2 separate regions of the Homo sapiens genome follow, and region 2 is linked to region 1. A link is an interaction called in ENCODE POLR2A ChIA-PET data of the cell type or tissue named here. Cell type or tissue: Caco-2. All regions are shown on one strand. Each heading gives the region's core, and the rest is flanking DNA. Links, peaks and the distances in the headings are about the cores only. Region 1 overlaps STAG1 (STAG1 cohesin complex component). Region 2 has its middle 17 kb from the start of MSL2.

Region 1 (4,000 bases), core at 1-4,000:
CTATTTTAAAAACCCCACGAAACAATTTTAATGTCTATAAAGGAACGTTTCACTAAATGATAGTATATCCATACAGTAGAATGAAATGTAACTAGTAATACAAATGAGCTGAATCTATGTTAGCACTAATGACAGAAACAGTTGCTTCTGACATCAAATGCACAAAGAAATGAGTATGATTCTATTTTTTAAATAAATAAATCTCTCTTTTTCTCTCTCACACACACATACATATAAGCATGGGAAAAGGTATGGAAAAATTCAACTTGTGACACTAATAGGCTTGAATGTCCTCAATTGATTCCAGTTTAAGACTTGGATACAAAGAAAACCTCGAGACCTGAGCCATAGATCCTCAATGAGAAAGCTATAACAAGCAGCATCTGAATCATAGATTACATTCATATGACAAAAAATGATGACATTTGCTATAATTATGATTTTATCATATTGTACTAGAAGGCAGTATAAAAATTAATATTCTGTCTTGTTCCATAAGGAATATGAGGTAGTTAAAAAATAACATTTTTTAAATTGAGAAGAATAAAAAACATCAAGGCTACAAAGAGGAAATATAAATATATGGAAAAGAGCAGTCAATATGGTGGTTAAAGATGAGTTTTAAATCTGCCTAAGCTCCCTGTAAGGTAAACCTAAAAGATAAATCAATTCAATCTAGATATCTACATAGTACAGAGTCCACATTCTTCAAATTCTATTAGGTTAAGTATACTTTTCTCAGTAAGCCATTTAGTAGGACCTTGGTTAAGCAGACAAGGGCACAGAGAATTCGTATTCTATACTGCTGCTTAAGAGTAGATTCGTTTGCTTTGGAGAAAGATAGATTCGTTTGCTTTGGATTAAAGTAGATTCGTTTGCTTTGGATTAAAGATAGAGCTTAGCTCCTTGCCAAGGAAATGGAATGCTAGTAATCGATGTCATATAGTAACTTGGGAAAATTAATCAAGCTATTGCTGGTGGCTGATTGTGATAAAGTACCAATTCAAGCACATGCCTTGAAAGCTTACATGGCTGCTGAATTTAGGAATTACGGCAATAATTATGGCTGTAAAGGCAGCAGGGTTAAGAAAGATCCTTTTAAGTACACCTGAGTATTCACAGAGATAAAACAAAAAGCTCAAGTCAATTAATGCTCAGCTTAAGTCGTAATTTGAGAACCAGAGAACTTCCATGAAGAATCCTAGAATGTCTCATTTCTTATAGGTGAGGGGCTGATTTTGTTGAAAATCAAGCCAATAAAATCTAATTGTATCAGAGGCAATAACAGTTTAATTCAGTCTCACCAAGTTTCTCATCTGGAAGTAAGGATCTTAACTGGCAAAGAATGGGATCCAAAAACTTGGAACAGAGAAATCTGGTTGGTCCCAGATCAAACTAACAATTTTGAATAGCTCTCCCCCATCCTCCAAGTAATTCTGAGCCTCCCATACCAGTGGAAGTAGCTTGCTTTCCAAGGTTTGAGAATACTAGCCTTCTTAAGCTTGAAAGCCCTCTGATAACTTTACATGGACAGATGCCTTGAAGGGGGATGCTCATTCTCCTGAAGACTTACCAAAACCAGCCCCTGATGCCACTAGATCCATGACTAGGGTCAAATCTCACCATGCTCCAAGAACACAAATACACACTATAACCCAGAAGAAAATAGCTTATATACTCAACAGAAATCTGAGGAACATGTATGATAGTAGATTCTAAATGTATTTTACCAAAGGAGGTGGTATAAAACCATAACACGCCAAATTCATTGGTATCAGGCGCACTTACTAGAGATTCCAGACTTCATACATTAGTTCCTGTCGCTGAAAGTGACTACAACAGTTTATCTGGTTGGTGCACTGAAAGCTGGATTTAACAGCTGAGATACCAGAGCCTCCCTGGCCTTGACAGATTAGGGAGTTAGGAATGCTGGACTAGACTTACCATGTGAGAACTATACACATGCAGCCCCATTCCTCAACTATGCTCCACAAGAGGGCCCAGAGGCAATGAAAACTACAATAGTGAAGGGAGTAACTATATCTATGTGCTTTTAAAGTTCTGTAAGCTTACTCTTTTTTGTAAGCCAGATATGACTATGGGGAATGTGGTCATTAAGAGATTTCTATGGAGATGATGGGATCCCAAGGTAACACAGCCCAAGTGGCCACACTTAACCATCAAAGACCAAGAGAGCAAATTGTCTATAAAGGGCAGTAGGGACACACTGGTATTCACAACGTCTTGGCCTGCAGAGATCTTGGGCAGTAGATAACATTACCAGTACCCCTAGGAACAATATAGGTGGGCAGCCCACAAGAATACTGTTTGATTTATGGAGAAGAAAAAACTTTAGGCCTGGTAGGCAGAAATCTAACTTGTGGAGAGTTATGGACTCTCACCAGTCTCCAGACCTGTCTCAGTTCACAGACCCAGAGCCCCCTGACTGAAGGGGAACCAGATCCCTGTACAACTATTCCAAGTACATACAATAAATCTTTTAATCCTTTCCCAAAGGGACCTGTAGCCATTAATTAGAGATACTGTGCATTGTTGAAAGGAAATATCCAGACCTTTCATGTATTAATAGACACTGTCTCTGAATTGACATTAATTCCTGGGGATTCAAAATGCCATTGCAGTCCACCAGTTAAATCAGGGGCTTACAGTGGTCAGGTAATAGATGATGGAGTTGTAACTCATGTCTGTCTAAGAGTGGGACCACCACTGACCCACCCTGTGGTTATTTCCCCACTTCCAGAATGTGTAATTGGAAAAGACATACTTGGCAACTGGCAGAAACCCCATTATCAGCTTTCTAACCTACACGATTAAGGTCATTAAGGTTAAATATGGCTAAAAGGAAGTTCGTGGAACTTCCTCTCCCTACCAAGATAATAAACTAGAAGTAAACACTACATCCCTGGGAAATTGCAGAGTTTAATCAAAGACTTGAAAGAAGCAGGGGTGGTAAAATCTATTACATCTTCATTTAACTCACTAGTTTGGCCTATGCTGAAGTTAGAGGGATCTTGAAGAATGACTATGGACTATAATAAACTTAACTAGGTGGTTACATTAACTGTAGTGGCAGCCCCTGGAACTTGATATGCAGCTACTGACCTCACTAACTCCTTTTTCTCCAATTAACAAGAACCACTCAAAGCAAGTTGTTACCTGAAATGACAGAAGTATACCTTCGTACTCAACTAAGTATGAATGCTTTAGCACTATGCTAGTTCTCCTGTCTCTGCCATAAGGTAGTTGTATTGGTTATCTAATATCTCACAATTTCTGTGGATTCAGGAATCTGAACACAGCTCAGTTGAATCCTCTAGGGTCTCATTAGGCTGCAATCAAGGCACTTACCGTGCTGCATTCTAATCTGGATGCTCAACTGGGAAGAAGCGATTTCTAAGCTCACTTAGGTTGATTTCCTTGTGGTTGTATAACTGAAGCCCTTGACGTCCTGCTGGCTAATGGCTAGAGACAAACCTCAGGGCCAAGAAGCTGCCCACAGTTACTTTCTACATGGGATTCTCCAATGTGTCATTTTATTCCACAAAACATCACATTCTGGTAACATGTTCCAGACCACTGACTGCCCTGAAACTTTATTGAGGTGTCCACCAGGCTCTGAATTTGACAGGGTTGGAGGGGCAACTCCTACATTCTACTTTGCATATGTTTTACTAAGGCTTTAGATGTACTCCCCGTTCATCATAAACAATTAGTACAATGCTGTCAGTGTATACGTATAAAATATCAGTAAATAATTATGTAAATGCCAGAGGAGAAAAAAGCTAAAAGAAATGAAAACATTCCACCAGGTTGGAAGTGGAGAGGACAGAACAGGGGATTGCTATTTTGGTCACAATACCATCTGAATTTTTTTTTTTTTTTTTTTTTTTTTTTTGAGACGGAGTCTCACTCTGTCGCCAGGCTGGAGTCCAGTGGTGCGATCTCGGCTCACTGCAACCTCCACCTCCAAGGTTCAAGC
Region 2 (17,352 bases), core at 5,191-9,190, 370 kb before region 1:
AAACCCCGTCTCTACTAAAAACACAAAAATTAGCTGGGCGTGGTGGCACGCGTCTGTAGTCCCAGCTATTTGGGAGGCTGAGACAGGAGAATCGCTTGAACCCAGGAGGCAAAGGTTGCAGACAGCCGAGATCGTGCCACTGCACTCCAGCCTGGTGACAGAGCAAGACTCTGTCTCAAAAAAAAAAAAAATCAGATTGGACATCACCCTCATTTCCCAGATCACATGGATTTTTGTGCAATGCTTTATTTTTGTCACAGCACCAGCAAAAACCCAGCTTTGCAAAGATATAACCTCATTGAAAGGAATGTAAGGTGATCTAATGTTGAAACTGTAATTTTTACAGTAACCAACAAATGTCAAATATTTTCCTCACAAGGTTGAAATATCCTGCGGCTTCTCTATGAGTTCTCTGTGGCACCTGGGGGTACGTTAGTGCACTCTTTGGGAACCAGAGATCTAAGACAATAGGATAATCTAGGATTATGAAGAGATTTTTACGGTTTTTTTTGTTTGTTTTTTGTTTTTTGTTTTTTCTGAGACGGAGTCTCGCTCTGTTGCCCAGGCTGGAGTGCAGTGGCCCAATCTCGGCTCACTGCAATCTCTGCCTCCCGGGTTAATGCCATTCTCCTACCTCAGCCTCTCAAGTAGCTGGGACTACAGGCGCCTGCCACCACGCCCGTCTAATTTTTTGTATTTTTAGTAGAGACGGGGTTTCACCGTGTTAGCCAGGATAGTCTCAATCTCCTGACCTCGTCATCTGCCCGCCTCAGCCTCCCAAAGTGCTGGGATTACAGGCGTGAGCACAGCGCCTGGCCAGAGATTTTTATATAATAATCATTGCAGTTGTTTATACTATTTTAAAAAGAACCAATCCAAATTTCCAGATTGAAAACAACCTATATTATGGATATATCTACATAGTAGAATATTATATAGCTATTAGGAATGATGTAAAAAATTAAAATGATATAAAAATGTATTTATTGACAGGGGAAGATATTCATAATATATTAATTTTTTTAAACCCTGATTAACAGAACAATTTTGGAAAAACTAAATATCCATGCATGGTAAAAAGATGACTATAAAGACATACACCAAAATATTATTTTTTTCTGGATAGTGGGATTGTGGAAAATACTTGTTTTTCTTATTGTCTGTATACCCATTTTGAATTAAAGCTTCCCTCTTCTATTCTCCAATATTGCCAAGTGCTTACCTCTTTCTTTTCTTTTTTGAAGGCAGTTTTATAATTTTATTCGATGTATTTGACGATCAGCGATTAGTTCTCATCCACGTTGAGTCTACAGATTTTTGAAGGTGGTAACAGGTATATAGGTAACCAAAGTATAGAAATTATTTGGTGAATCTTCATCCTCATTACGTTTTCTGGACAACAGCACACAGATTCAGTATGGAACATTCCTTGTTCCTTTGGCCCAGACAGCTTTGTTGAGCCTGGTATCAATGTGCACATCTGGAGTTCCCATCTCCTTCATGGCACATTTCCGAATCTCTTTGAGTGCCCTAGGGGCACACTTCTGGAAGCCCGCTCCATAGATGTGGTTGTGAATGTTGATGGTGTATGCTCGGGTCACTACCTCGTTGATAGCAGAACGGCCTTTTTTCTTCTCGCCACCCTTCTTTGTGGAAGCCATTCTGCCAGGTCCAAGTTGATAAAAAGCGTGTTTACCTCTTTTGTTGCACTACCACACTATGCTGCAGTTGTTGGTTTAGCCCTGTTTCCTCCCCATTATATTTCTATAACTCTTAGGAGGTCAGTTTTCTCCCTCTTTGCCTCTTATCCTCATTGCTTAGCATAAGGTCTGACATATAATAGGAATTCAATAATTGTTAAAATAATGATTAATGTGACAATATAAGTAAATTCACTAGTATAGTGTGTAGTACCTAATAGGCATGGAAAATTGTTTGCTTTTTCCTTGGGGAGAGATATAAAATGCCTTACAAATTTGAAGCCAGTTCTTGTTTCAGCTTGATCAAATCAATGTTAATTATAAGGTCCTTAATAAAACCAAAAGTGTGAATTGATTTGAAACACTCAGAATATCAATCATCAAGTATTTATTGTATGCACTCTAGCACTTTGGAGACAATGAAGTAAATACAGAAATAGTTGTAGTTATGTTTTCAAAGAACAAAGATCAGGCAAGCAGTCAGAGAGACTTTCTGACGGGTTAGATTGTTTACAAAATAGCTAATTTTTGTCTTCCTTTCCCTTCCTCTTTCACCCTCCTTCCTCTGTCCCCTCCTTTATCTTCCTCCACCAAAAACTCTCTGTAGAGATGATGTTCCCTCTCCCACTTTCTCAAGTTGCATTCTCCCTCATTGCTTATTATTTCTATCCCATCGTTTTCACCATTATACACATCCCTACCAGATTTTAACAAATGCCTGGCCGGGCACCATGGCTTATGCCTGTAATCCTAGCACTTTGGGAGGCCAAGGTGGGTGGATCACCTGAGCTCAGGAGTTCGAGACCAGTCTGGGCAACATGGCAAAACCCCGTCTCCACCAAAAATACAAAAAAATTAGCTGGGTGTGCTGGTGCACACCTGTGGTCCCAGCTACCTAGGAGGCTGAGGTGGGATGATTGCTTGAGCCTGGGAGGAGGAGGTTGCAGTGAGCTGAGATGTCACCACTATACGCCAACCCAGGTGACAGAGTGAGACCCTGTCTCAAAAACAAAAGCCACAAATGCTTAATCTACTGTCATTGTGGAAACCAATAAATCTAATTAAACACAATCTATGGGAAAGTAAAAATAGCATAATCTAAACTCATGAAAAATCTTCAGAGATTGGCCAGGGTAGTACTTCTTTATAGGGAGCAGTAAACCAGATGAAATTAAACTAGGCTGTAATTCAGACTGATACTTCTGTTCTTTCCTGATCATTCCTTTCTGACCATTACCAAACTTCCTCTTCCATCCTCTGCTCTTAGCTGTGGTCATAGCTCTCCCCTCCTCAGTCCTAGAGCTCCCAAGAACCACCTCCCTTCCCCCTCCAAGCAATTCCTGCTGATATTTTTTCCATAACATTTTCCAAATCAATGTATCTCTCCATTGATTTAATCCAAAAACATGTATTTAGCAAGTCAAGCACTCATTTATTTTACACCTCAAATATTAAATTTTTTTTTTATCTTCTTCATCTCTAACTCCAGCCTTAACAAAGCAGCTTGCTTTATTGGTCATCTACCTAAGACAGTGCCAAACGCATTAAGGGATCCACTAAATGTTACTGTTTTTATTCCCCAAGACACTTTCAACAGTATTCAAATGCCTATTAAATTTGTCCATTCATTTATGCAACCAACGTTTATTGCCAGTTATATGCCAGGCATTCAGAATACAAAAATGAATAATTCAACAGTTTCTAGCCCTCAAAGAGTTCACAGTCTAGTTGGGGTGGCAGCTATGTACACGGCTAATTTATAATTCAGAGTAGTAAGGATTTAGGGATCTACTTGACGCAAATCTAAAATGTCTTAGCAGATATGGCTGTTACATTATGAGTTAAACAAGCTTGTGTGGACTTTCCTGAGAAAAATAACTGCAATTATTCATGGCATTGTTTCTAAGGGAAAATGTGTTCTGCATTCCAAACAGTCAATTTAAAATTGAATTTTTGGAATACAGCCCATTTTCCCCTGGGGGCTATTTCTCCATTATCTAAGAATCCCTCTCTGTCTTAGGACAGTTTTCATACACAACTCCCACCTGTTCTACATAGCATATGGTACTACCTGCAGGTTGCATAGTTTCATGGTCATCACCTTCCTCACCTGGGCTCTGCACTACATGTTTAAGATAGTCCTCTGATCAAGCAGGTTGAGTTAAGCAGGTAGGACTGAAGTAGCCCCAAATCTGACTGTTTTAACATTTCACTATTAGAGAAGGTAGTGAGGAAGAGTCCATCAAGTAAGTGATGAAAGTTTGGAATTGCTGCTCTGTGAAAGGGAGAGGGAGTTGATTAAGGACATTAAAAAAGATTACTCATGCGTGTAATCCCAGCATTTTGGGGGCCAAGACGGGCGGATCACGAGGTCAGGAGATTGAAACCATCCTGGCTAACACGGTGAAACCCCATCTCTACTAAAAATACAAAAAAAAAATTAGCCAGGCGTGGTGGCAGGAGCCTGTAGTCCCAGCTACTCGGGAGGCTGAGGCAGGAGAATGGCGTGAACCCGAGAGATGGAGGTTGCAGTGAGCCAAGATCGTGCCACTGTACTCCAGCCTGGGTGACAGAGCGAGACTCTGTCTCAAAAAAAAAAAAAAAAAGATCGCAGGAGTGTTTTAAAAGGGTGCATCTCTTAGATAAAACAGGATTCCCAAAGATATCTAACTATAGAGTCTTAGACAATAAAGGTTTAAAAATGGTCTTTGCAATTCCAAGACAGACTAAGCTAGGAATGAGGTGTTTGTTTGTTTGTTTGTTTGTTTGTTTGTTTGTTTTTGAGACAGGGTCTTGCTCTGTCACCCAAGCTAGAGTGCAGTGGTACGATCAGTCTCACTGCAGCCTCAATCTCCCAGGATCAATGGGTCCTCCCTGCCTCAGCCTCTCAAGTAGCTGAGACTACAGGCGCATGCCACCATGACTAATTTTTGTATTTTTGGTAGACACAGAGTTTTGCCATGTTGCCCAGCCTGGTCTTGAAATCCTGGGCTCAGGCAATCTGCCCACCTTGGGCTCCCAAAGGGCTGGGATTACAGGTGTGAGCCACCATGCCCAGCTGGAATGAAGATTTCTAACCTGAAGTTGAACAAGCTAGACTTTTTGAGCCCTTGTTATTCCTGAGCTTTGAGAGGGAGCATGGGGCAGTGGAATAGCATGAACAAAGCTTTATTTCAATACTTACTGTGTAGATTTGGGAAAAATTATTCAAGTTCTCTGAGCCTTAGTTTTCTTATCTATAAAATGGAGATAATAATAATACCTTGAAGCTGGGCACAGTGGCTCATACCTATAATGCCAGTACTTTGGGAGGCCGAGGTGAGTGGATCACTTGAGTCCAGGAGTTCAAGACCAGCCCAGGCAACATGGTGAAACCCCATTTCTACTAAAAATACAAAAATTGGCCAGGTGTGGTGGCAGGCACCTGTAATCCCAGCTACTTGGGAGGCTGAGGCAGGAAAATCGCTTGAACCTGGGAGGCGGAGGCTGCAGTGAGTCGAGATTGTGCTGTTGTACTCCAGCCTGGGCAACAAGAGCGAAACTCGGTCTCAAAAAAAAAAAAATTATCTGGGCGTGGTGGCACAAACTTAGGAGGCTGAGGTGGGAGGATCATCTGAGCCTGAGAGGTCAAGGCTGCAGTGAGCCATGATCATGCCACTGAGCTGAAGCCTGGGCAACTGAGTGAGATCCTGTCTAAAATAAAAATTAAATATATTAACTCATTTAATATGCTCAACAACACTATGAAGTAAGTACTATTATTATTATCCCCATTTCACACATGAGGAAACTGAGGCACATAGGTCTAATAATTTGTTCAAGGTCACACAGCTAACATAAGGTAAGAATTGAATCCAGGCAGTCTGGTTCCAGAATCGCTACTCTTAACACTATTCTATAAATTCACAAAGGGAGGGAACTCAGTAGGAAAAATAGGTTTGGAGGGAAATTATGAATATAGGTTTTGGACAGGTACAGTGTGAAGTGGCTATGGGACATCCAAATTAAATGTCCAATAGGCAGTTGGATAAATGAATCTGGCATCCTGGGTATAGGGGTGAGGGATTTGATTTGAAGGTATAGACTTGGGAGTCAGCAGCATATGGCAATAGAAACTATGGGAGTGATAGAAATTACCCAGGAGGAGTAAGAAGAGAAGAATGCTAAGAATGAAGTTGTGATGACCACCAATATTTAAACAAAGTGCAGAGGGAAAGGATCCCACAAAAGAGAATCAGAAGGAGAGGTAGGCAGCAAACTGGAAAGATGTTTCATTTTCAGTGAGGTAATGTGTGTAAATAATTTAGCATAATAACCAGCAGACAATAGGCATCCCAAATGGTAACTTCTTTTACCATTAAAGTCTCATTTGAAGGTTATAGTCCTTAACTGTGCTGTGGGGCTTTCCTGAACCTTTTCCACATCCCCACATTGTTTTTTTTTGTTTTTGTTTTTGTTTTTTTAGATGAAGTCTTGCTCTGTCGCCAGGCTGGAGTGCAGGGGCGCAATCTCGGCTCACTCCAACCTCCACATCCCGGGTTCAAGCAATTCTCCTGCCTCAGCCTCCAGAGTAGCTGGGATTACAGGCACATGCCACCATGCCCAGCTAACTTTTGTATTTTTGGTAGAGACAGGGTTTCACCATGTTGGCCAGGCTGGTCTCGAGCTCCTGACCCCAGGTGATCTACCCACCTTGGCCTCCCAAAGTGTTGGGATTACAGGCATGAGCCACCGTGCCCGGCTGCCTTCCAATTCTTAGCAGAGGACTTTACCTCTTTCTTTACCTCCAAGGAGAAAATAAAGATCTCCTTCTTTTCTACATCAAAATATTCCACAATTCCCCTTCCTGTCATTCTTTTCTCTGTTTCTGGTTTCCTCCAGGAATTTGCTCCATGGTTTTCCCAAGTCCTACTTCTTCAGCATCCGGTGGTATAGTGGTGAGCATAGAAACTTTCCAGGTCTTAACGTCTTCAGCCTTCTGTCCCTCACTACTATCTTCCCCAGTTCTGCCCAGCTATGCTGTATGCTCCCAAATCCATCTTTCAGTCCACATCTGTCCTGTTTTGTGATCTGTCAATCTTTTGCAAGAATTAAACCTTATTTTGATTTTTAATTAACTATTTCTTAGTCTCTTAAAATCAGATTTCTCTCCCCACAACTCTACTGAAACGATATTCTTCAAAACTACAGAGGAACTGGGCATAGTGGAGCTTGGCGGTGGGTGGCGCAACCTCCCAGCACTTTGGGAGGTCAAGGTGGGTGGATCCCTTGAGCCCAGGAGTTCGAGACCAGCCTGGGCAACATGGCAAAACCCTGCCTCAGTTTAAAAAAATAAAAATAAACCACAGAAGGCCCCCAGTGTTTGACTTTTTAAAATTATCCAATGACTATTTTGAACATTGCTGTATTAAATTGCCCTTTCTTGTCCCTATGTTATGTCTTGGGCAGATTCCATAACTTTGGTTATTTTTAGTTAATAAAATATAGTCTAATTTAAAACTTTGAATCAGAATTGGATTTAGCCGAAATCAGAGAGAACCTAAAATAACAATGCTAAAGCAAAATAGAAATTGGCTTATTCTATGTAAAAAAGAAAGTCTGGAAGAAAGCCATGCACAGTTAGTATGGCAGTTCCACTGTTATCAGGGATCCAGGCTCTGTCTTCATACTCTACCATCCAAATATATACCTTCTACCTTCAAGGTTATCTAATAGTCCAAGATGGCTCCTGAAGCTTCAGCATTTCACATTTCAACTAACAGCAAGGCAAAACGGGAACACAAGGGCCCACCTCCCAGCTGAGTCAGCACCTTCTAACCAGCCTCCAGTTTTAAGCAGCCCACATAACACTTTTCTTACATTTCTTTGGCCATAATTTAGTCACATTGCCATGCTCAGTTGGAAGGGAATCAGAAAAGTAGTCTTTTAGTGGGTTTGTGAACATGACAAATTCACGTTTTGTTGTTGCTGTTGTTGTTTTCTTTTGTTTTTTTTGAGACAGAGTCTTGCTCTGTCGCCCAGGCTGGAGTGCAGTGGCATGATCTCAGCTCACTGCAAACTCTGCCTCCCAGGTTCAAGCAATTCTCTGCCTCAGCCTCCTGAGTAGCTGGGATTACAGGTGTCCACCGCGACACCCAGCTAATTTTTGTGCTTTTAGTAGAAACGGGGTTTCGCCGTATTGGCCAGGCTGGTCTCGAACTCCTGACCTCGTGATCCACCCACCTCGGCCTCCCAAAGTGCTGGGATTACAGGCGTGAGCCACCGCGCCCAGCCAGAAGTTCTGTTATTAAGGAACAAGGAGGGAATAGACTTTGGGTGGCAACTAGCAATTTCAGCCACAAACTAAACACTTTAAAACATTTAAAAATCTCAACTCTTCCTTTCCCTGTCATTCTTGAAGATCTAGCTTCTCTGGTGTGTTGGTGAAACAGAAGAGAAAACAGGACAAGGGCGGTGGTGCTCTCAGGTCCAGACCAGAAGAGGCAGCTCTGGCCATGCTTCCCTATCTGCCAGGTAGAGGGGTCCACAGAGTAAAGAAAATTTGCCCCAGAGCCTAATAAGTAGCCAAGGGACAGCACTGGTAATAGAGATTATATGTTTGGGTTGGGATGTACATGTTAGGATCCTTAACATATGAGAAAGAGCCAAAGGTAGGAAGAGAAAGGAGGTGGGCCAGCAGCCATGGTTGGGGGACCAATTCTACCTGTGCTGCTGCATTCTGGTATGAAACTCCAAGGATCGGGCTGGGCATGGTGGCTCACACCTGTAATCCCAGCACTTTGGGAGGCCAAAGCTGGTGGATCATCAAGTCAGGAGTTCGAAACCAGCCTGGCCAACATGGTGAAACCTCTACTAAGAATACAAAATACTAAAAATACAAAAATTAGCCAGGCATGGTGGCGTGCACCTGTAGTCCCAGCTACTCAGGAGGCTGAGGCAGGAGAATCGCTTGAACCCAGGAGGCAGAGGTTGCAGTGAGCCGAGACTGTTGCACCATTGTACTCCAGCCTGGGGCAATGGCACTCCAGCCTGGGGCAACAGAGCAAGACACCATCTCAAAAAAAAAAGAAAAAAAGAAAAAGAAAAGAAACTCCAAGGATTTCAAAAATTCTAAATTCAAATCTGGCCTTCCATATTGTTTTGAAACTATATTTGTTCGTTTGTGCTTTTTTGTGTTTGTTTTTGAGGCAGAGTCTTGCTCTGTCACCCTGGCAGGAGTGCAGTGGTGAAATCTCAGCTCACTGAAACCTCCACCTCTGGGGCTCAAGCGAGTCTCCTGCCTCAGCCTCCCGAGTAGCTGGGATTACAGCCATGCACCACCATGCCCAGCTAATTTTTGTATTTTTAGTAGAGAGGAGGGTTTCACCTTATTGGCCAGGCTGGTCTCTAACTCTTGATCTCAAATGATCCATACACCTCAGCCTCCAAAAGTGCTGGGATTACAGGCGTGAGCCACTGTGCCTGGCCTTGAAAATATATTTGTCAAAGCAGAAGGATAAACCTATTTTATTTAAAAGTTTGTTAGTTTGATCAATAATGTGCAAATATTTAGACATATGGTACGTAGGTCACCATTTGTACTTATGCCCTGGGCCCTGCAAATATTCAGAGTGGACCTGGACATGCATCTGTCCAACTGGGAAGGGCCGCAGTTCTGTTTCTGATGGTTGCCACTGTTTCTCTGACCAACTGTCAACTGAAGTTCTGAATAGATGGCAACCAAGTGCAGGGTCTCTCTTGGAGTGCATGTTTGCATTTTTCTAGACCACTTCTGTGTGTCCACTCCACTGCACAGTCCCATGATATGGAAGAATATCTCCGCCTTAACCACTTCCAGAGCCTCTTTCATTCATACTCCCAGCATTCAATCCGCAGCTTCTTGCTGCTAGGACCTCCTTGCCTGGTGATACCTCGCTATAAGGAGTATTGCCAAGATGGCTCACATCCCAGCTATTTTTCTCAGGTCCCCCAGAACAGGACACACTCATCTTTGCTACAGTGGGAGTTTAGTTTTCTCCACAGCCCACCACCAACCCCCATCTGCCATCTCCGGTTCCTTTTCCTTTGCTCAGATCAAGTTCCCAGCCCAATAATACATTCAATCAGAAAACCACTCTTCCCTTCCTGCTCTCCTGCAGCTCCAATCCCACTTGGCACTGGAAATAGAGGAAAAGCACAGCGTCCTTGGGAGGGGAACAAGAAGCCTCTGGCCATAAATGCACAACCAGAAGACTGGACTCTCATGCTCCACTTCTCTGTTTTTCTATGAACTAGGAAGAGTGTTGAGGTGGTGGCAGGTGATGGCAGGGCTGGTTTTGTTGCCTCTTAGTCCTGAAGAAGGTGTTGAGGATACTTAGAGCTTAATTGTCTGCAGTTATAGGCCCAAAGCACCAATTGTGGAACAAAGGAAAGGTATCATTCAACAATATCAACCTACTTTACAAAATCTTAACCCTTATTCTTCTTAACTGTTCTAAAAAAACTTCCTGTTATTCATCACATCTTTCTTTCTAAAACATTCTTCCCTTACAGGGCATGATGGCTCACACCTGTAATCCCAGTACTTTGGGAGGCCAAGATGGGTGGATCACTTGAGGCCAGGAGTTTGAGACCAGCCTGGCCAACGTGGTAAAATACCATATCTATTAAAAATACAAAAATTAGGCCAAGCACGGTGGCTCACGCCTGTAATCCCAACACTTTGGGAGGCCGAGGTAGGGGAATCACTTGAGGTCAGGAGTTCTAGACCAGCCCTGGTGAAACCCCGTCTCTACTAAAAATACAAAAAATTAGCCGGGTGAGGTGGCAGACGCCTGTAGTCCCAGCTACTCGGGAGGCTGAGGCAGGAGAATTGCTTGAACCCTGGAGGTGGAGGTTGCAGTGAACCGAGATCACACCACTGCACTCCAGCCTGGGTGACAGAGTGAGACTGCGTCTCAAAAAAAAAAAAAAAACAAAACAAAAATTAACCAGGCTTGACTGGCATGCGCCTGTAGTCCCAGCTACTTGGGAGGCTGAGTCACGAGAATCACTTGAACCCAGGAGGCAGAGGTTGCAGTGAGCTGAGATCTCACCACTGCACTCCAGCCTGGGCAACAGAGCGATACTCCATCTCAAAAAAAATAAAATTAAAACATTCTTCCTCATTGTTCTGTGATTCTGTAGTGTCCAAGTTATCCTATTTCTGTGTATTCTCTTTCTCTCTTTCATTTGCTGCTGATTCCCTCTCATATCAATTTGATATTATTTTTAGTAGAGAGGGGTCTCCCTATGTTACCCACACTGGTCTCAAACTCCTGGGCTAAAGTGATCCCCCCACCTTGGCCTCCCAAAGTCCTGAGATTACAGGCCTGAATCACCATGCCCAGCCTTCAATTTGATTTTTTTTTTTTTTTTGAGACGGAGTCTCCCTCTGTTGCCCAGGCTGGAATGCAGTGGCAAGATCTCAGCTCACTGCAACCTCTGCCTCCCAGGTTCAAGTGATTCTCCTGCCTCAGCCTCCCGAGTAGCTGGGACTATAGGCAGGCACCACCACGCCCAGCTAATTTTTGTATTTTTAGTAGAAACTGCATTTTGCCATGTTGGCCAGGCTGGTTTCAAACTCCTGACCTCAAGTGATCCATCTGCCTCTGCCTCCCAAAGTGCTGGGATTATAGGCATGAGCCAATGCGCCCAGCCTTCAATTTGATATTAATACTCCTAAATTGAAATCAGCTATTTACATCCGTCTCACTTATTAAACTGTTAGGTTTTTTTGAAGGTCTGATGTATTCATTCATTTAGTTTTGAAGGAATGAATGAATGATTGTATTAATTCAGGCCACAGGGATTTTTTTGTTTGTTTGTTTGTTTGTTTGTTTTTGAGGCAGAGACTAGCTCTATCAGCCAGGCTGGAGTGCAGTGACGCAATCTTGGCTCACTGCAATCTCTGCCTCATGGGTACAAGTGATTCCCCTGCCTCAGCCTCCTGAGTAACTGGGATTACAGGCGCATGCCACCAAGCCAGACTAATTTTTGTATTTTTTTTTTTTTTTTGAGATGGAGTCTCACTCTGTTGCCCCAGGCTGGAGTACAGTGGCGTGATCTCGGCTCACTGCAACCTCCACCTCCAGGGTTCAAGCGATTCTCCTGCCTCAGCCTCCTGAGTAGCTGGGACTACAGGCCTGCGTCACCACACTCAGCTAATTTTGTATTTTTAGTAGAGATGGGGTTTCACCATGTTGGCCAGGCTGGTCTCGAACTCCTGACCTCAAGTGATCCACCCACCTCAGCCACCCAAAGTTCTGGGATTACAGTTGTGAGCCACCCCACCCAGCCCAGGCCACAGTTTTTAGCCTATCTGATTTCATATCTCCATTCTGGTAACTCCTACACTCTCATTAATGGCTTAAATTATCCCTTTTTGAAAAATGATTATATCAACTTCTCTACTTGATGCCTCTTCTGAGCTTCAAATTTGCATCTCAAACTTCTTGCTTCTATCTTCAGCTAGATATCCTTGAGTCACCTTAAAATTTATACATCTAAAGCCAAACTCATCATCTTTTCTCCAATATTCAGATCTCGCTTTCCTATACTCTATTCTATCATTATGTCATCATCTCCCTTTCTGTCAAGTTTATAACCTTAGAGTTACTCTTTGACCATTCCTCCTCAATGTCTTGTCAATTCTTTCTTAAAAAGAACAACAAATCACTTTATTACAAATGTTCATTGTAAATAACTTACAAACACAAACAAAAAGACCACCTATAAATCTACCTGTTAATACAGTTGACCCTTGAACAACATGGGTTTGAACTGTGAGGTTACACATGGATTTTTGCTAATCAAATGAAGATTGAAAATACAGTGTTCTGGCCGGGCGTGGTGGCTCACGCCTGTAATCCCAGCACTTTGGGAGGCCGAGGCGGGTGGATCACGAGGTCAGGAGATTGAGACCATCCTGGCTAACACGGTGAAACCTCATCTCTACCAAAAATACAAAAAATTAGGCAGGCATGGTGGTGGGCACCTGTAGTCCCAGCTGCTAGGGAGGCTGAGGCAGGAGAATGGCGTGAACCCAGGGGCCAGAGCTTGCAGTGAGCTGAGATCGGGCCACTGCATTCCAGCCTGGGCGACAGAGTGAGACTCTGTCTCAGAAAAAAAAAAAAAGAAAATACAGTGTTGCCGGGATGGAAAACCTGCATATACAGAGGAGGGAAGATTTTTGTACATGCAGTTCCACGTGACCAAATGCAGAACTTGAGCTTGCGGGGATTTTGGTATGCTCGGGTGTTCTGGAAGCAACCCCCTGCATATACTGAGAGACGACTGTAATTTGTGGTCTTTACAGACTTTGATTTATGTGTACAGAAATATATGGGTTTTTTTCTATCAAAATGAGATCATGAATATAATTCTATTTTGGAGCTTTTTTTTTTTCACTTGGCAACATGCCATAAACATTTTCCCATGTCATTAAATTTTCTTCTACAACGATAGTGTCACGCGCATCCATGTGAAGAAACTACCAAACAGGCTTTGTGTGAGCAAGAAGGCTGTTTATTTCACCTGGGTGCAGGTGGGCTGAGTGTGAAAAGAGAGTCAGCAAAGGATGGTGGGATTATCATTAGTTCTTATAGGTTTTGGGATAGGTGGTGGAGTTAGGAGCAATGTTTTGTGGGCAGGGGGTGGATCTCACAAAGTACATTCTCAAGGGTGGGGAGAGTTACAAGCAACCTTCTTAAGGGTGGGGGAGATTACAAATAACCTTCTTAAGGGTGGGGGAGATTACAAAGTACATTGATCAGTTAGGGTGGGGCAGAAACAAATCACAGTGGTGGAATGTCATCAGTTAAGGCTATTTTCACTTCTATTGTGGATCTTCAGTTGCTTCAGGCCATCTGGATGTATACGTGCAGGTCACAGGGGATATGATGGCTTAGCTTGGGCTCTGAGGCCTGACATTCCTGTCTTCTTATATTTAAAGAAAAGCAAAACAAAATAGTCGTGAAGTGTTGGAGTGGCGAAAAATTTTGGGGGTGGTATGGAGAGATAATGGGCGATGTTTCTCAGAGCTGCTTTGAGCAGGATTGGGGCAGCATGGGAACCTTCAGTGGGAGAGATTCAACTGAAGAAAGATTTTGGGGTAAGGGGTGATATTGTGGGGTTGTTAGAAGGAGCATTTGTCATATAGAATTATTGGTGATGGCCTGGATGTGGTTTTGTATGAATTGAGAAATTAAACAAAAGACACAAGGTCTGAATAAGAGAAGGAGAAAAACAGGTATTAAAGTACTAAGAATTGGGAGGACCCAGGACATCCAATTAGAAAATGTCCAAGGGGGTTCAGTGTAATTACTTGTTTGGTTGGTGAGTTTTTGGGCTCTATTCTTGACAGAGTCCTTTTTCTTTTTTAAGTTGGAGGCTGAGCTTGGTGAGGTGTGTTTTTAAAAGACCATTAGTCCATTCTACCTTTCCTGAAGATTGAAGACGGTAAGAGGTGTGAAGGTTTCACTGAATACCAAGAGCCTGAGAAACTGCTTGGGTGATTTGACTAGTAAAGGCCAGTCCATTATTGGACCGTATAGCGGTGGGAAGGCCAAACTGAAGAATTACGTCTGACAGAAGGGAAGCAATGACCGTGTCGGCCTTTTCAGATGCTGTGGGAAAGGCCTCTACCCATCCAGTGAAAGTATGTACCCAGACCGAGAGGTATTTTAGTTTCCTGACTTGGGACATGTGAGTAAAGTCAATTTGCCAGTCCTGGGCGGGGGGCAAATCCCCAAGCTTGATGTGTAGGAAGGGAGGGGGCCTGAACAATACCTGAGGAGTAGTAGAATAGCAGATGGAACACTGAGAAGTGATTTCCTTAAGGATAGATTTCCACGATGGAAAGGAAATGAGAGGTTCTAAGAGGTGGGCTAGTGGCTTGTAACCTACATGGAAGAGGTTATGAAATGATGACAGAATAGAATGGGCCTGTGAGGCTAGAAGGAGATACTTTCCTTGGTCCAAGAACCATTTGTCTTGTATGGGAAGAGACTGAAACGTGGAAGTTTCAGTGGGAAAGTAGGTGGGAGTGACCGATGAGAAGGAGAAAAACTGGCCATGAGGTACAGAAGTTGGAATGCTAGCTGCTTCTTTAGGTATCTTATCAGCATAAGCATTGCCCTGAGCGATGGGATCTGATGCCTTTTGGTGGCCCTTGCAGTATGTGACTCCAGCTTCCTTTGGAAGTAAAGCAGCGTTGAGTTTTTATTAAAGAGGCATTAATGATGGAGGACCCTCGCATAGTGAGGAAACCTCTTTCAGCCCATATAACAGCATGGTGGTGCAGGATATGGAAGGCATATTTAGAGTTAGTATAAATATTGATGTGTAATTCCTTTGCAAGAGTGAGGGCTCGAGTTAAGGCAATGAGTTTGGCTTGCTGAGAGGTAGTGGAGGGGGGCAGAGCGGCAGCCTCAATGATAAATGTGGAAGATACTATAGCATAGCCTGCCTTTGCTGGTGTGTGGCAAATAGGCCTGGTGGAACTGCCATCAATAAACCAGGTGTGATCAGGGTGAGGAACAGGAAAGAAGGAAATATGGAGAAATGGAGTGAATGTCAGGTGGATCAGAGAGATACAGTAATGTGGGTCAGGTGTGGTATCAGGAATAATGTGGGAGGCTGGATTGAAGTCCGGGCCAGGAACAATGGTAACTGTGGGAGACTCAACAAAGAGTGAGTACAGCTGAAGGAGCTGGGGAGCAGAAAGTATGTGTCAGGAAAGAAAACAGATTTTTGGAAGTTATGAGAACTGTAGAGAGTGAGTTGAGCATAGTTTGTGATTTTGAGGGCCTCTAAAAATATTAAAGCAGTGGCAGCTGCCGCACGCAGACATGAGGGCTAAGCTAAAACAGTAAGGTCAAGTTGTTTGGACAGAAAGGCTACAGGGCGCAGTCCCGGCTCTTATGTAAGAATTCTGACCGCACAGCCCTGTACTTCGGCTGTGTGTAATGAAAAGGTCTGGGATGAGTTAGGGAGAGTTAGTGTGGGAGCAGCTTTTAGGGCTGTTTTTTAAGGAATGGAAAGGGGAGTGGGGAAAGGATTTAGGATTTATGGGGTCAGCTAGGTTTATCTAGAACAGAATGTGTTGTGGAGGGAGGTATTGAGGATAGGAGAGTATATGGGTTTGGCACCATGGGATGGATAGGCAAGACAATTTGGTTGATAAGGCACAGATCCTGAACTAACCTGTAAGACTTGTCCGGTTTTTGGACAGGTATGGGGGAATCGTAAGGAGAGTTTATAGGCTTTAAAAGGCCATGCTGTAACAGGCAAGTGATAACAGGCTTTAATCCTTTTAAAGCGTGCTGTGGGATGGGATATCAGCGTTGAGCAGGGTAAGGGTGATTAAATTTTAATGGGATGGTAAGGGGTGCATCCTCCATCGCCAAGGAGGGAGTAGAGGTGTCCTATACTTGTGGATTAAGGTGGGGAGATACAAGGAGTGGATGTGAAGGAGGCTTTGAACTGGGAGAAAAGGCGGCAATGAGGTGTGGCTGTAGCCCAGGAATAGTCAGGAAAGCAGATAATTTAGTCAAAATGTCTCAACCTAATAAGGGAGCTGGGCAGGTAGGGATAACTAAAAAGGAGTACACTAAAGAATGTTGTTCAGCCGGGCTCGGTGGCTCACACCTGTAATCCCAGCACTTTGGGAGGCTGAGGCAGGCAGATCACGAGGTCAGGAGATCAAGACTATTCTGGCTAACATGGTGAAACCCCATCTCTACTAAAAATACAAAAAATTAGCCGAGTGCGGTGGCAGCTGCCTGTAGTCCCAGCTGCTTGGGAAGCTGAGGCAGGAGAATGGTGTGAACCTGGGAGGTGGAGCTTGCAGTGAGCCAAGATTGTGCCACTGCACTCCAGCCTGGGTGACAGTGGGAGACTCCGTCTCAAAAAAAAAAAAAGAATATTGTCCAAGTTGGCACCAGAGTTGGGGAGTTTTAAGAGGCTTAGCAGCCTGGCCATCAATACCCACAGTGGTTATGGAGGCAAGGGAAACAGGCCCTTGAAAAGAAGGTAATGTGGAGTGGGTAGCCTCCATACTGATTAAGAAGGGGATGGACTTACCCTCCACCATAAGAGTTACCCGAAGCTTGGCATCCGTGATGGTCCAGGGGGCTTCCGAGGTGATCGGGCAGCATCAGTTTTCAGCTGCTAAGCCAAGGAGATCTGGGAAGGAGTCAGCCAAGGAACATTGGGTTTGGGCTCCAGGGGCTTTAGGAGCAGTGGCGATGTGAGTCGGACAGTCCAACCTCCAGTGGGGACCCACACAGACAGGGCATGGCTTAGGAGGAATCCTGGGCTGCGGGCATTCTGAGGCCCAGTGGCCAGGCTTTTGGCATTTGAAGCAAGGTCCAGGATGATGTTTTGAAGGAGCCCCTGGGAGCTGTGGCTTTGATGTTCTGAAGTTCTTGTATGCTGGAGATGTGGGTTGTCTTACAGTGGGTTGTCTTACAGTGGAGGTAAGTAGCTGTAACTCAGAAATGCATTGCTGTCTGGCTACCTCCTCTCTATTATTGTACACCTTGAAGGTGAGGTTGATTAATTCCTGTTGTGGGGTTTGAGGGTTGGATTCCAATTTTTGAACCTTTTTTCTGATGTCAGGAGCTGACTGGGT

Evidence for each region. Peaks named below come from ENCODE experiments on the same cell type or tissue, not always from the same donor. Only the 100,000 strongest peaks of a DNase experiment are listed, where the experiment ranks them.
Region 2: POLR2A ChIA-PET joins it to region 1 with 5 read pairs; 2 of 35 experiments call an interaction of 5 or more read pairs at or near these places.

Annotation. Positions count from the first base shown.
Region 1 is chr3:136,576,071-136,580,070 of GRCh38, forward strand. All of the region lies in intron 4 of STAG1 (STAG1 cohesin complex component), which reads right to left. Among named protein-coding and RNA genes, the nearest start is that of STAG1, 170 kb to the right of the region's middle. In Caco-2, for the core only: no CTCF peak of the experiment used is centred there; a DNase peak (open chromatin) is centred at 1,941.
Region 2 is chr3:136,204,255-136,221,606 of GRCh38, forward strand. It overlaps the pseudogene RPL31P23. Among named protein-coding and RNA genes, the nearest start is that of MSL2, 17 kb to the left of the region's middle. RefSeq lists an enhancer at 9,113-9,407. In Caco-2, for the core only: no CTCF peak of the experiment used is centred there; no DNase peak of the experiment used is centred there.